Regions from separate parts of the Homo sapiens genome. Here region 2 is linked to region 1. The links are chromatin loops, found by intact Hi-C in ENCODE. Cell type or tissue: dorsolateral prefrontal cortex. All regions are shown on one strand. Each heading gives the region's core, and the rest is flanking DNA. Links, peaks and the distances in the headings are about the cores only.

What was found. Peaks named below come from ENCODE experiments on the same cell type or tissue, not always from the same donor. Only the 100,000 strongest peaks of a DNase experiment are listed, where the experiment ranks them.
Region 2: it touches region 1 in a loop (7-fold over the local background); 2 of 110 quality-filtered maps call a loop at or near these places.

The regions. Positions count from the first base shown.
Region 1 is chr4:57,255,546-57,262,566 of GRCh38, forward strand. No RefSeq gene overlaps it. Among named protein-coding and RNA genes, the nearest start is that of IGFBP7, 150 kb to the left of the region's middle. In dorsolateral prefrontal cortex, for the core only: no CTCF peak of the experiment used is centred there; no DNase peak of the experiment used is centred there; H3K27ac peaks cover 1,124 bases.
Region 2 is chr4:57,179,068-57,186,088 of GRCh38, forward strand. The region is part of intron 1 of IGFBP7-AS1 (IGFBP7 antisense RNA 1); the gene reads left to right. Among named protein-coding and RNA genes, the nearest start is that of IGFBP7, 72 kb to the left of the region's middle. In dorsolateral prefrontal cortex, for the core only: no CTCF peak of the experiment used is centred there; DNase peaks (open chromatin) are centred at 3,274 and 5,764; H3K27ac peaks cover 2,175 bases.

The sequences.
Region 1 (7,021 bases), core at 977-5,976:
AGATGCTGTAGGACTCTGCCAAGATCTCCTTGAGGGACTGAGATGCTCATTTCTCCAGCTCTTGGGAGTGTTGGCAGCTGGCGACTCTCAGCTGAGTTCTTCTCTGGTCATTGTCCTCAGCAGAGAAGAGCCAAATCACGTAAGGCCACATCCTGTTCCTGGGGCATCCAGAATCTAAACACTTGCCCAGGGGCAGATGGGAGTATAAAGGCCAGGCCCCTTTGCCTTAAGGCTGGACAACTCTGCAAGACCATCTCAGCTCCAGAGCACTATGCGGGATCCTGGGATCCGACTGCCTGTCTACATTTCTTTCCTCCCTCACCACTACTGAGGCCAAAGGCTCTTCCAGTAATCTTCTGCACACCCATCTTCAGCTCAGAAGACTGAACTAAGACTTCTAGTGTGGTGGAAAGAGCCTGGGTTTCAGAGTCAGAAGACGTGGCTTTCCCTCCTGGCTCCAACACTTCCTTCCCAACTGTAAGAAATTGGGTACAGTGTATTACGTTCCTGAGCCTCGGTTTCATTATCCATTCAGTGGAAATGATGATATTCCAGGATGTTTTTAGGATGAAGTAAGATCAATGTATAAGATATAGTGAATGAATCAACCCATGGTAGCCTCCACTCAGCACTGTTCATGGACTGATGAGGAGCACGGAATGCAATCTCAGCAGGAGCTTGGTTTAGAAAGGAGAGAAGCCAGCAGCTTCTCTGGTGAGGGCCAGTGGGGTAGTTTAGAAGGCAGTTGGCCTAAGCAGCATTCCCAGCCCTCTTCAGTGTGAGATACATAGCCATGATTGTCAGCCCGAGCAACTTTACTTAATGGCTTGGCTTCATAGACATTTTCTAAGCTTGGTATGTGCTAACATTTTCATGAATTTGTGTGTATATGTATATATTTATAATAGATAAATCTTCCCTTTTGATTTTCCCTTATAAAAGCACATGGGGTAGAGTGGAGGGGAAGAGAGAGTAAGAGAGTTAAGAGAGACAGTGAGAGAGAGAGAGAGAGAGAGAGAGAGAGAGAAAGACTTTAATCTAGGAGACCTTTTGACGATGACCATCAGTAAGAAGTACATTTTACCTTACTACTTGATACACACATACATACAAAGACACATGCAATCAAAATATAAGTTTCGGGAATGAGTGCATGCTTTTATAATGTGCAATGCACTATGTTTTTTTTTAAAGAATTTACTATTTATTGTTATACACATTAATAAAAATTGCACGGATGGTATGACTTGATTTTGACTTTGGGCAGTCCACTTTGGGACCTAGTTTCTCTAGAATGAAAAGGTTTATACTAAACATTACCTCTTAACATCCTTTTGCTAAAAAAAAAAAAACTTTTATTTTATATTCAGGGGTACATGTGCAGGTTTGTTACATAGGTAAATGTGTGTATCAGGGGGTTTGTTGTGCAGATTATTTTGTCACCTCGGTATTAAGCCTAGTACTCAGTAGTTATTTTTCCTGATCCTCTCTTTCCTACCACCGTCTACCTCTGATAGGCCCCAGTGTGTATTGTTCCTCTTTATGTGTCCATGTGTTCTCATTATTTAGCTCCCACTTATAAGTGAGAACATGCTGTATTTGGTTTTCTGTTCCTGTGTTAGTTTACTACGGATAGTGACCTCCAGCTCCATCCATGTTCCTGCAAAGAACATGATCTTTTTCTTTTTTATGGCTGTATAATATTCCATGGTGTATATGTATTACATTTTTTTTTCCAGTCTACCATTGATGGACTTTTAGATTGATTCCATGTCTTTGCTATTGTGAATAGTGCTGCAATGAACATATGCATTCATGTGTCTTTATAATAAAATGATTTATATTCCTTTACGTATATAGCCAGTAATGCAATTTCTGGGTCAGATAGTATTTCTGTCTTTAGGGCTTTGAGGAATTGCCACACTGTCTTTCACAATGGTTCAACTAATTTACACTCCCATCAACAGTTTATATGCATTCCTTTTTCTCCACAACCTTGCCAACATCTGTTATTTTTTGAGTTTGCAATAATAGCCATTCTGGCTGGGCACGGTGGCTCACACTTGTAATCCAGTGCTTTGGGAGGCTGAGGCAGGTGGATTATCTGAGGTCAGGAGTTCGAGATCATCCTGGCCAACATGATGAAACCCTGTTTCTACCAAAAAATACAAAAATTAGCTCGGCATGGTGGTACGTGCCAATAGTCCCAGCTACTCAGGAGGCTGAGGCAGGAGAATCACCTGAGCCTGGGAGATGGAGGTTGCAATGAGCTGAGATGGTGCCACTGTACTCCAGCCTGAGTGACAGAGTAAGACCTTGTCTCAAAATAATAATAATAATGCCATTCTGACTGGTGTGAGATGGTATCTTGTTGTGATTTTGATTTGCATTTCTGTAATGAACAGTGATATTGAGTGGTTTCATATGATTGTTGGCTGCATGTATGCCCTCTTTTGAGAAGTGTCTGTGCATGTCCTTTGCCCACTTTTTAATAGCATTGTTGGCTTTTTCTTGTAAATTTGTTTAAGTTCCTTATAGATGCTAGATATTAGATCTTTGTCAGATGCATAGTTATGAAAATTTTTTCTCCCATTCTGTAGCTTGTTGGTTTACTCTGTTGATAGTTTCTTTTGCTGTGCAGAAGCTCTTTAGTTTAATTAGATTCCATTTGTCAATTTTTGCTTTTATTGCAATTGCTTTTGGCATCTTGGTCATGAAATCTTTGCCCGTGCCTATGTCCTGAGTGGTATTATATAGATTATCCTCCAGGGTTTTTATAGTTTTGTGTTTTACATTTAAGTCTTTAATTTATCTTGAGTTAATTTTTGTATATAGTGTAAGGAAGGTGTCGAGTTTCAATCTTCTGTATATGGCTAGCCAGTTATCCCAACACTGTTTATTGAACAGGGACTCCTTTCCCCATTACTTGTTTTTGTCAGGTTTGTCGAAGATCAGATAGTTGTAGGTGTGTGGTCTTATATCTAGGTTCTCTATTCTGTTCATTGGTCTATGTGTCTGTTCTTTTACCAGTAGCATGCTGTTTTGGTTACTGTAGTCCTGTAGTATAGTTTGAAGTTGGGTAGCATGATGCCTCTAGCTTTGTTCTTTTTGCTTAGGGTTGTCTTGACTATTTGGGCTCTTTCTTGGTTTCACATGAATTTTAAAATAGTTTTTCTGGTGCTGTGAAGAATATCAATGGTAGTTTAATGGGAATAGCATTGAATCTATAAATTGTTTTGGGCAATGTGGCCATTTTAACAATATTGATTCTTTCTAGCCATGAGCGTGGAATGTTTTTCCATTTGTTTGTGTCATTTCTAATTTCTTTGAACAGTGGTTTGTAGTTCAGCTTGAAGAGATCTTTCACATCCCTAGTTAGCTGTATTCCTAGGTATTTTATTCTTTTTGTGGCACTTTTGTGATTTGGCTCTTGGCTTACCTGTTGTTGGTGTATAGGAATGCTAGCGATTTTTGCACATTGATTTTGTATCCTGAGACTTTGCTGACATTGTTTATCAGCTTAAGAAGCTTCTGGGCTGAGAGAATGGGGTTTTCTAGATATAGGATCATGTCATCTGCAAACAGGGATAGTTTGACTTTCCCTCTTCCTATTTGGATGCCTTTTATTTCTTTCTCTTGCCTGATTGCTCTGACCAGGACTTCCAATACTATGTTGAATAGGAGTGGTGAGACAGAGCGTCTTTGTCTTGTGCCGTTTTTCAAGGGGAATGCTTCCAGCTTTTGCCCATTTAGTATGTTGTTGGCTGTGGGTTTGTCATGGATGGCTCTTATTATTTTGAGGTGTGTTCCCTCAATATCTAGTTTATTGAGAGTTTTTAACATGAAGGGATGTTGAATTTTATCAAAAGTCTTTTCTGCATCTACTAGATGATAATGTGGTTTTTGTTTTTAGTTCTGTTTGTGTGATGAATCACATTTATTGATTCACTATGTTGAACTAACTTTGCATGCCAAGCATGAAGCCTACTGCATCATGGTGAATAAGCTTTTCGATGTGCTGCTGGATTAAGTTTGCCCATATTTTGTTAAGGATTTTTGCACTGACATTGCCTGAAGTTTTTTATTTTTTTATTTTATTATTATTATTTTTTGTATCTCTGCTAGGTTTTTGTATCAGGATGATACTGGTCTCATAGAGTGCGGTAGGGAGGGGTCCCTCCTTTTCAATTTTTTGGAATAGTTTCAGTAGGAATGGTACCATCTCTTCTTTGTACCTCTGGTGGAATTCAGCTGTGAATTCATCTGGTCCTAGGCTTTTTTCGGTTGGTAGGCAATTTATTACTGCCTCAATTTCAGAACTCATTTTCAGTCTGCTCAAGGATTCAATTTCTTTCTGGTTCAGTCTTGGGAGGGTGTATGTGTCCAGGAATATATTAATTTCTTTTAGATTTTCTAGTTTATGTGCATAGAGGTGTTTATAATATTCTCTGATGAGTGCTTGTATTTCTGTGGGGTTGGTGGTAATATCTCCTGTATCATTTCTGATTGGGTTTATTTGGATCTTCTCTTTTTCTTCTTTATTAGTGTATGTAGAGGTCTATCTATTTTATTAATTTTTTCAAAAAACCAGCTCCTGGATTTGTTGATTTTTTTGAATGATTTTTCATGTCTCTGTCTCCTTCAGTTCTGCTCTGATTTTGGTTATTTATTGTCTTCTGCTAGCTTTGGGATTTATTTGTTCTTGGTTCTCTAGTTCTTTTAGTTGTGATGTTAGGTTGCTAACTTGAGATCTTTCTAATTTTTTGATGTGGATGTTTAGTGCTATAAATTTCCCTCTTAACACTGCCTAATCTGCGTCCCAGAGATTCTGGTATGTTGTCTCTTTGTTCTCACTGGTTTCAAAGAACTTCTTGATTTCTGCCCTAATTTCATTATTTACCCAAAAGTCATTCAGGAGCAAGTTATTCAATTTACATGTAATTGTATGGTTTTGAGTAAACTTCTTAATCTTGAGTCCTAATTTGGTTATGCTGTGGTCTGAGAGACTGTTATGATTACAATTCTTTTGCATTTGCTGAGGAAAATTTTACCGTTGATTATGTGATCAATTTTAGAGTAAGTGCAATGTGGTGATGCAAAGAAAGTATATTCTGTTGTTTTGGGGTGAGGAGATCTCTAGATATCTATCAGGTCCATTTGGTCTAGGGCTGAGTTCAGGTCTTGAATATCTTTGTTAATTTTCTGTCTCAGTGATCTGTCTAAGATTGTCAGTGGGCTGTTAAAGTCTCCCACTATTATTATGCGGGAGTCTAAGTCTCTTTGAAGGTCTCTTAGAACTTGCTTTTTGAATCTGGGTGCTCCTGTGTTGGGTGTATATATATTTAGCATATTTAGATCTTCTTGTTGAATTGAACCCTTTACTCTTATACAATGTCCTTTTTTGTCTTTTTTGATCTTTGTTGGTTTAAAGTCTGTTTTGTGAGAAACTAGGATTGCAATCCTTGCTTTTTTTCTGTTTTCCATTTGCTTGACAGATTTTCCTCCATCCCTTTATTTTGAGCCTATGTGTGTCACTGAATGTGGGATAGGTCTCTTGAAGACAGCAGGCCAATGGGTCTTGGTTCTTTATCTAGCTTGCTACTCTGTGTCTTTTAAGTGGGGCAGTTAGCCCATTTACCTTTAAGGTTAATATTGATATGTGTGGATTTTATCCTGTCATCATAATCTTAGCTGGTTATTTTGCAGTTTTTATGTGGTTGCTTTTTTTAAAATTTTATTATTATTATACTTGCAGTTTTAGGGTACATGTGCACAATGTGCAGGTTTGCTACATATGTATACATGTGCCATGTTGGTGTGCTGCACCCATTAAGTCATCATTTAGCATTAGGCATATCTCCTAATGCTATCCCTCCCCGCTCCCCCAACCCCACAACAGTCCCCAGTGTGTGATGTTCCCCTTCCTGTGTCCATGTGTTCTCATTGTTCAATTCCCACCTATGAGTGAGAAATCATGCTGCTATAAAGACACATGCACACGTATGTTTATTGTGGCACTATTCACAATAGCAAAGGCTTGGAACCAACCCAAATGTCCAACAATGATAGACTGGATTAAGAAAATGTTGCACATATATACCATGGAATACTATGCAGCCATAAAAAATGATGAGTTCATGTCCTTTGTAGGGACATGGATGAAACTGGAAACCATCATTCTCAGCAAACTATCGCAAGGACAAAAAACCAAACACTGTATGTGGTTGCTTTATAGTGTCACTGGTCTGTGTACTTCAGTGTGTTTTTGTAGTGGTTGGTAACAGCCTTTTCTTTCCACATTTAGTGTTTCCTTTGGGAGCTCCTGTAAGGCAGATCTTGTAACAAATTCCCTCAGGATATAAAGGATCTTATTTCTCTGCTTATGAAGCTTAATTTGGCTGGATATGAAATTCTTGGTTGGAATTTCATTTCTTTAAGAATGCTGAATATTGGGTCCCAATCTCCTTTGGCTTATAAGCTTTCTGTTGAGAGGTCCACTATTTGTCTGATAGGCTTCCCTTTGTAGGTGACCTGGCCTTTCTCTCTAGCTACATTTTTCCTTTCATTTTGACCTTGGAGAATCTGATGATTATGTGTCTTGGGGATGATGTTCTCGTGGAGTGTCTTACTGGGGTTCTCCACATTTCCTGAATTTGAATGTTGGCCTATTTAGTTAGGTTGGGGAAGTTCTCATGGATATCATAAAATATGTTTTCTTAATTGGTTCCATTCTCCCCGTCTCTTTGGTAAACCAATCAGTCATAGATTCGGTCTTTATGTAATCCTATGTTTCTTGGAGGTTTTTTTCATGTTCACGTCTTTTGATTCTTTTTTCTCTATTCTTGTCTGCCTGTCTTATTTCAGAAAGACAGTCTTCGGGCTCGAGATTATCTCCTCCACTTGGTCTATCCTGCTATTAATACTGTGAATACATTATAAAATTATTGTATTGTGTTTTTCAGCTCTATCAATTCAGTTACAGTCTACTCTATACTAGCTATTTTATCTGTCAGCCTCTGGA
Region 2 (7,021 bases), core at 1,124-6,123, 76 kb before region 1:
GTAGGTGGTAGGCAGCTCTGCTTTATGAGTTTGTACAGGACCCAGATACCTTCTATCTTGTTCAACTACCATCTAGGGTTGAAGATGACTCACTACCACCATGTCCAACCTCCAATTTGAAGGAAAATGGAAAGGGGAAAGTTGAACCAACAGTACCTTTATGAAGGCATGGCCTGAAAATGGAAGATTATCACTTCTCTTTGCATCACACTGGCAGGTAATTGGTTGCTTGGCCACATGTAGCTGCAATAAAGGCTGGGAACTGCAGTCTCTAGTTGAGCGGGGTATGTTTAGCTAGAGTTTGGGGTGTTATTGCCAAGGGGAAGAAGAGAAGAATGGATAGTGGTGAACAATTAGTCAACTGTCATAGATGTTTATCTCTATCATTTGATCCTCTCAACAACCTTGTTAGAAAGCAGGCACAGATTATTTACCATCCTCATTTTTGCAGATGAGAAAATTGAGGTGGAAGATTAAGGGACTCCATCAATATCATACAACGAAGCCACATGGCATAGTGGGACAACTGCAAAAACTTGGTCAGGAGGTGCCCTGGTTGGGCACAGTATTAACCACTGAGTTTTCTGAAATGTATTCCTCAGCCTGGGAACAGAATTTCCCAGTGCTTGCAGCTTCTTTCAAGAAAAAGCTTCCCGGTAATCACGGGTTAGAGGTCGGAGGAGCACAAATTCAAGGGCATTTTGAACATGGCCCCACATGGATGTGATCTGGCTAACCCATCTTTTTTTTTAAATTATTTATTATTATTATTATACTTTAAGTTCTAAGGTACATGTGCACAACGTGCAGGTTCGTTACATATGTATACATGTGCCATGTTGGTGTGCTGCACCCGTTAACTCGTCATTTACATTAGGTATATCTCCTAATGCTATCCCTCCCCCTTCCCCCCACCCCATGACAGGCCCCAGTGTGTGATGTTCCCCACCCTGTGTCCACGTGTTCTCATTGTTCAATTCCCACCTATGAGTGAGAATATGCAGTGTTTCGCTTTCTGTCCTTGCGATAGTTTGCCCAGAATGATGGTTTCCAGCTTCATCCATGTCCCTACAAAGGACATGAACGCATCCCTTTTTATGGCTGCATAGTATTCCATGGTGTATATGTGCCACATTTTCTTAATCCAGTCTATCATTGTTGGACATTTGGGTTGGTTCCAAGTCTTTGCTATTGTGAATAGTGCCGCAATAAACATACGTTTACATGTGTCTTTATAGCAGCATGATTTATAATCCTTTGGATATATACCCAGTAATGGGATGGCTGGGTCAAATGGTATTTCTAGTTCTAGATCCTTGAGGAATCGCCACACTGACTTCCACAATGGTTGAACTAGTTTACAGTCCCGCCAACAGTGTAAAAGCATTCCTATTTCTCCATGTCTTCTCCAGCACCTGTTGTTTCCTGACTTTTTAAAGATTGCCATTCTAACTGGTGTGAGATGGTATTTCATTGTGCTTTTGATTTGCATTTCTCTGATGGCCTGTGATAGTGAGCATTTTTTCATGTGTCTGTTGGCTGCATAAATGTCTTCTTTTGAGAAGTGTCTGTTCATATCCTTTGCCCACTTTTTGATGGGGTTGTTTGATTTTTTCTTGTAAATTTGTGTAAGTTCTTTGTAGATTCTGGGTATTAGCCTTTTGTCAGATGGGTAGGTTGTAAAAATTTTCTCCCATTCTGTAGTGGCTAACCCATCTTTGCCTCTTCCAGTCCAAGCACAGACAATGAGCAGAGAGGAGGACAATGTGGGTTAATGGAAAGAACACTGGATTGGGGTCAGGAGACCCCAAGAACATTGAATTGGAGTCATTTTTAGCTCACATCAATTGCATGCCTGTGAAGTGACAGCTACTGAGCTTGACACTGGCATGTCTTCTCATTTAATCTCAGAACAACACTGTGAGGTAGATGTTACTATGTATATCTTACAGAAGACAAAACTGAGGCCCAAAGAGCTGAGTGGCCCAAAGTTATATAGCTTGTGAGAGGTAGGGCTGGAATTCTAACCTAGACCTTCTGACTGCTAACCCCAAGCCCTTCTACAAAATCATACTGTTCTTTACGCCAAGTAACTGCTGGGCAAGCTGGAACTGAAATGGGATATGTCACCAGTCACACGGATGACCCGTAACACGTCTACCTGGGGCCCAGGTACTTAGGTTGTGTACTTTGTGAGTCTGCTTTTTGTGTGTGAAGGAAACCCGTATATCAGAGGTTGGATCCCCTAAATTGGCCTTACCCACACATTCTGCTTGATCTACCTTCTCTGGGCTATGCTTTTTTCTTTGTTAATTTTCTTCTCTTTTCAAAATTGCTGAAGGAATGTATGTTCATAAAATTCAAATAATGTAGAAAAGTCAGAGATCAATTAGGATGCTTCCCTAACCTCTCTAACTCCTTTTCCAGTCCCTTTCCAGAGGAGACCACTTTCAGCAGTCTGGGGAGCACCTTTGGATGTTTCTTGTCTAAGCATTTATTTTTGTCAAGATTTTTAAAAAGTAAAAATGGGAATGTGTGTGCTGTTTTGCAGTTCACTTTTTCCACTTCACAATACCTTGGGTTTATCTTTCTATACCAGTATATTAAAACTGATCTCATTATTGCTGGTGGACATGTGTTGCACTAGACACACACCTGACTTCAGGTCCTGCTCCGTTTGGTATTTTATGATGTGTGGTTAATGGTGTGGAGTTTAGATCCATTCAACCTCCGTCCTGAATCCTGGATCCATCACTTATTAGCTGCGTGATCCTGGGAAACTGACTTAATGGCTCCATGCCTCAGTTTCTTCGCCTGTAAAGTGGGGTTAATATCGGTAACCTACCTCATAGGATGCTAGGAGGACTGAGTTAACGCATGTAACACATTTACAACAGAGCCTGCAACATATGCTATATGAGTGCTAGATGAGGTTTAGCTATTCTTTTCACACCTGAATACTATTTCATAATATATTTAGTCTATTACTTGACATATAAGTTGTTTGTGATTCTTTTTTTTTTTTTTTTTTGCTAAAACAAACACTGTTGTGATCAGTATACGTTTACATATCCCTTTGTGCACATGTGGAAGTGTTTCTGTAGAATAAATTTCTTGGAATAGCATTAGTGGGCCTGAGGGTGTGGGGATTTTCAGTGGTAACATCAGTTGGTGGGCTCTGCTTGACCATGCTTTTCTTGGTTCACTCATATCAGCTCACCCAGTAGCAGCTGTTGGGCATCCTGCCAGTGTCCTTCCGTCACATGTCCAGTGGTTGGCAGAGCTATGTGGCAGTAAGCATTCCTCTTTGTCTTCCCAGGGCCTGGCCCTTTGTCAGCGTTCATTAGACTGGATGGCTTGGCTTCCTGGTGATCCTGATGGAGATTCTGAATTGCTACTTTATGTAAAGCATGGTGCCCGGGGGAGACATGCCCAGGGCCAAGAACCTTGATCAGACCCACATGCCCAGCGTAAGGCTGAGGATGAGATTGTACAAGTGGTCAAGAGAATCAACATGGTTTCACCCTTGAATCAGTCCAGGTTCACTAGGGGTTCCATGACATGGCACTTTTTAACTTGGCGATCATGTCTTTGCTCAGTGATATGGGGTAGGTGTGGATGTGATGATTCACACGATGCAGGGATCGAGTGCACCTCCCAAAAAACAGGAAGTGAAATAAAGCGGCACTGTGTATTGCTGCTATGACATTTCTCTTGATCTTATTAACACAGGAGGGGCTAAGCAATAAATGTGATAATCTCACTTGGGGAATTTGGGGTTGGTTGTTTATCCAATCCTTGAACATTTATTGAACAGTTATTTTGTGTCAGACACGGTTATTGATGTTGGGGTATGGAACTATGGACTAAGGCATAATTTCAACCTTTGAAAACTCCACAGAAGCTTTAAGAACCCTTGAGGAGACTTAATTTTTCAAGAACAATGGGAATGAAGATATAATACTGCAGGTGGGGCCTGAGCTCCACCCTGGATGAGGCTGGGGGATGGGTATGCATGGGATTATTGGGGTCCCTTCACACAGAAATGCTCACTGGAGAGGCTTTCCTGTACAAATATTAGAAATGTAAAATTACATGTTAATTTCTTTTTCTGTGCTTAGAAAAGGTGCAGGATATATAATTTAGAAAAATGTAAAGGAAAGTTAAAGATCACCTATAACTGTCTCATCCCAATGCAACCATTGTGGAATGTACGTGTATTTATTTCTTTATCATGTTTGTATGTAGGTGCATTTTAAAAGCAAAATTAGGAATCATACTTCATATTCTGCTTTGTGACTTGCTTTGTCACTCAAACTGCATTAGAAGCATTTCACAAATCTTTGAATATTCCTTTACTACATGATATGTAATGGATTATGGTGTTCTGTTATATATTATAGTCAAGTTAGTCAATTAATGATTTGAAAGGGCACACTGGTTAATTATTGTTGTCTTTTCTCCTACGCCTCCTGGTTTTGGCTTTTATTATTTTGTAAAGATGCAGGAGAAATCTTGAGTTCTGAGTGGTTATCCCATCCTTTGTGAACACTGCTGTCAGGCACACAAAACAACATGGGCTGGGCATGGTGGCGGGCGCCTGCAGTCGAGAGGCTGAGGCAAGAGAATCTCTTGAACCTGGGAAGTGGAGGTTGCAGTGAGCCGAGATCGTGCCACTGCATTCCAGCCTGGGCGACAAGAGCAAGACTCCATCTCAAAAAACAAACAAACAAACACACACACACACACACACACACACACACACAAACCCACAACATGATTCCAGTTTCTATGCTCATTTTAGAATCCTGCACCTGACCACCACGCAAAAATTCCTCTGGATAACTTCATCTGGGCCTTCCCTCCGGTGGAACTGGAAGATTGTTTTCCAAACTCCACTCCTTTTCCATTTGTGTTGTCCACTCACCGAGTGCCCCTTCTTCTTTCATTTTTAGACACCTCGGCTGCAGCTGACTCCAGAAACATATTCCCTCTTTAAGTCTCGGCTCCACAGGTTGCCTCTTCTCCTCATCATTTCTCGTTTCTCACCGTGAAAATCTTTGCTTTCTCTCTTTATGGCTTCCTGAGACCCGAAAATAGAGGTAATTTAAATTTGGTAATTATGATGACAACAAAACAACTTATGTTGAAATGCAGAGTTTAAAATGCCAGAGTTTCCTACTGTTGAGATCTCTCTGCCTTCATTCTGTGGATACCGCTGTGGGAGCTTACCTGAGTCTGCCCCAGATCAGGAGGCCAAGCATGAGGCGATGAGAAACAGCTTCTGCACAGAGGTGGTGACTTCTACCTCTTGGGGGATGGGGGCTGGTCAGCCAGAGCTACCACATTCAGGTTCAGCCCCTTCAGACCTTCCTAAGCTCCAGGTGGAATCTTTGCCTTCCCACCTTCTGGACCCTGCACGGGGAGGGTCTCGGGCTGTAGCCACGAGGCGGCATTAGGCAGCTAGAATCACAGAGTGGGGACTGGGGGATGGGGTTTCTTCTCTGACAGTGGTTAGGTGAGTCACTCTCTGTGGGCTGCTCATGGCAGCCTCTTCCTCCATCCTTGAAGCGGGCCTTCCAAAGACTTCACCTGCTCCGTTATAAAAGGCTTTGAGTTCTGCAAGAGGCAGCTGTGAATGTATTAGCATCCTGCTTTCTGTATGAACATCCTGCTTTCTGGCACATGGCTAGGCCACCGCTTAAACAACCGGCGCCAATTCACAGTGAAAAAAGATCTGCTCAAAGCTGGTTTCAGAAGGAGGACACGGGAGGCGTATAATATCGAGCCCGTCTCCCGACGGTGCCATCTGTTCTCATTAAGGCAGCCACAGCGCCGAAGGAAGGGCCTCCAGGTGCACACAAGGAAGCCTGCTCGCCTTGTTATCCTCTCAGAGACTTTGCCTTTTGTTTTGTTTAGTTTTGTTTTTGTCTGGCAGGCTCAAAAAGACACTGTTCTACTTTCCGCAGAAGAATCACTCTCACATTTTAAGAAATTAAGTCTCTGGGAAAAAAAATATTGTTTGAGAGGGCTTGTAATGGCTCCTTGACCACATGCTGTGCCTGCCAATTTATAACAGAGAAATATTACAGAAGTTGGGATCCAAGGTTGGTGTGCACAGCCATTGCTTAAAGAGGGATGGATGCTTCCTGGGGACAATGATCTTCCCCCGGGCCCCCCAGCATTTATTCAATCTGGAGAGAATTGTCTGCCAGGCTCCCACTCCTACATCCCAGGAAGAGCTGGGCACATTCATCATCTTGTGTATTCAGAAAGTGATGATAATTCCTCTGAGAGCCAACTGGGCTGGGGAGGGTGTGATCAAACTTCTGCTGGCAATCAGACTGCCTTTGGGGAGGGGAGTCTCCATTTTGCAGGTATGTCTCTACTGCCAGTCTGCAGGGAAGCCTACCCAGTCAACAATATGTTACCATGAAAATCTCCTTTTGGGGGTATCTTATATCACATTATAGGGAAAGGCAGAGGAAATATCAAAAGCATTTGGCCCTGAATTTAAAATGATCTTTCCGTAGATTTTTATAGACTTTGTTTTACAAGATTGGTGTAAGGCCTAAAGCATGTCTTCAGGCCTCTTACATATCCTCCTTCTCTCTGGGGGTTTCCTTCCTGCCTGCCCTCAACATCCCTTACCACACACCTATTCTGTTTCTCCCCACATGCATGGTTTGTATATTATGTCCTGTCAGTCAATTCCTACTAAAATGTTAGCTGATGTTAGGGTATTCTCGTGGGAAGATATTTGCATTTTAATAGGTGGCTTGAATATAGAAAAGCTTCATCCTAAAGTTGCAAAACTTTAGGGGAAAAACAGGCAATTTTGGATAGAGTGAGGGATGAGGGGATGAGAAGGGGGAATGTATGTGAGGTCAGAGACATTCTCACATCTCACTGTGCATCATCCATAGAACTTGCCTTTCTTTTCTCTCTTTTTTTTCTTTGTCCCTGACCTCAGAGTAAATGGCACCTCACACACTCTTGTGGGCCAGAAAGAAAGTCTTTC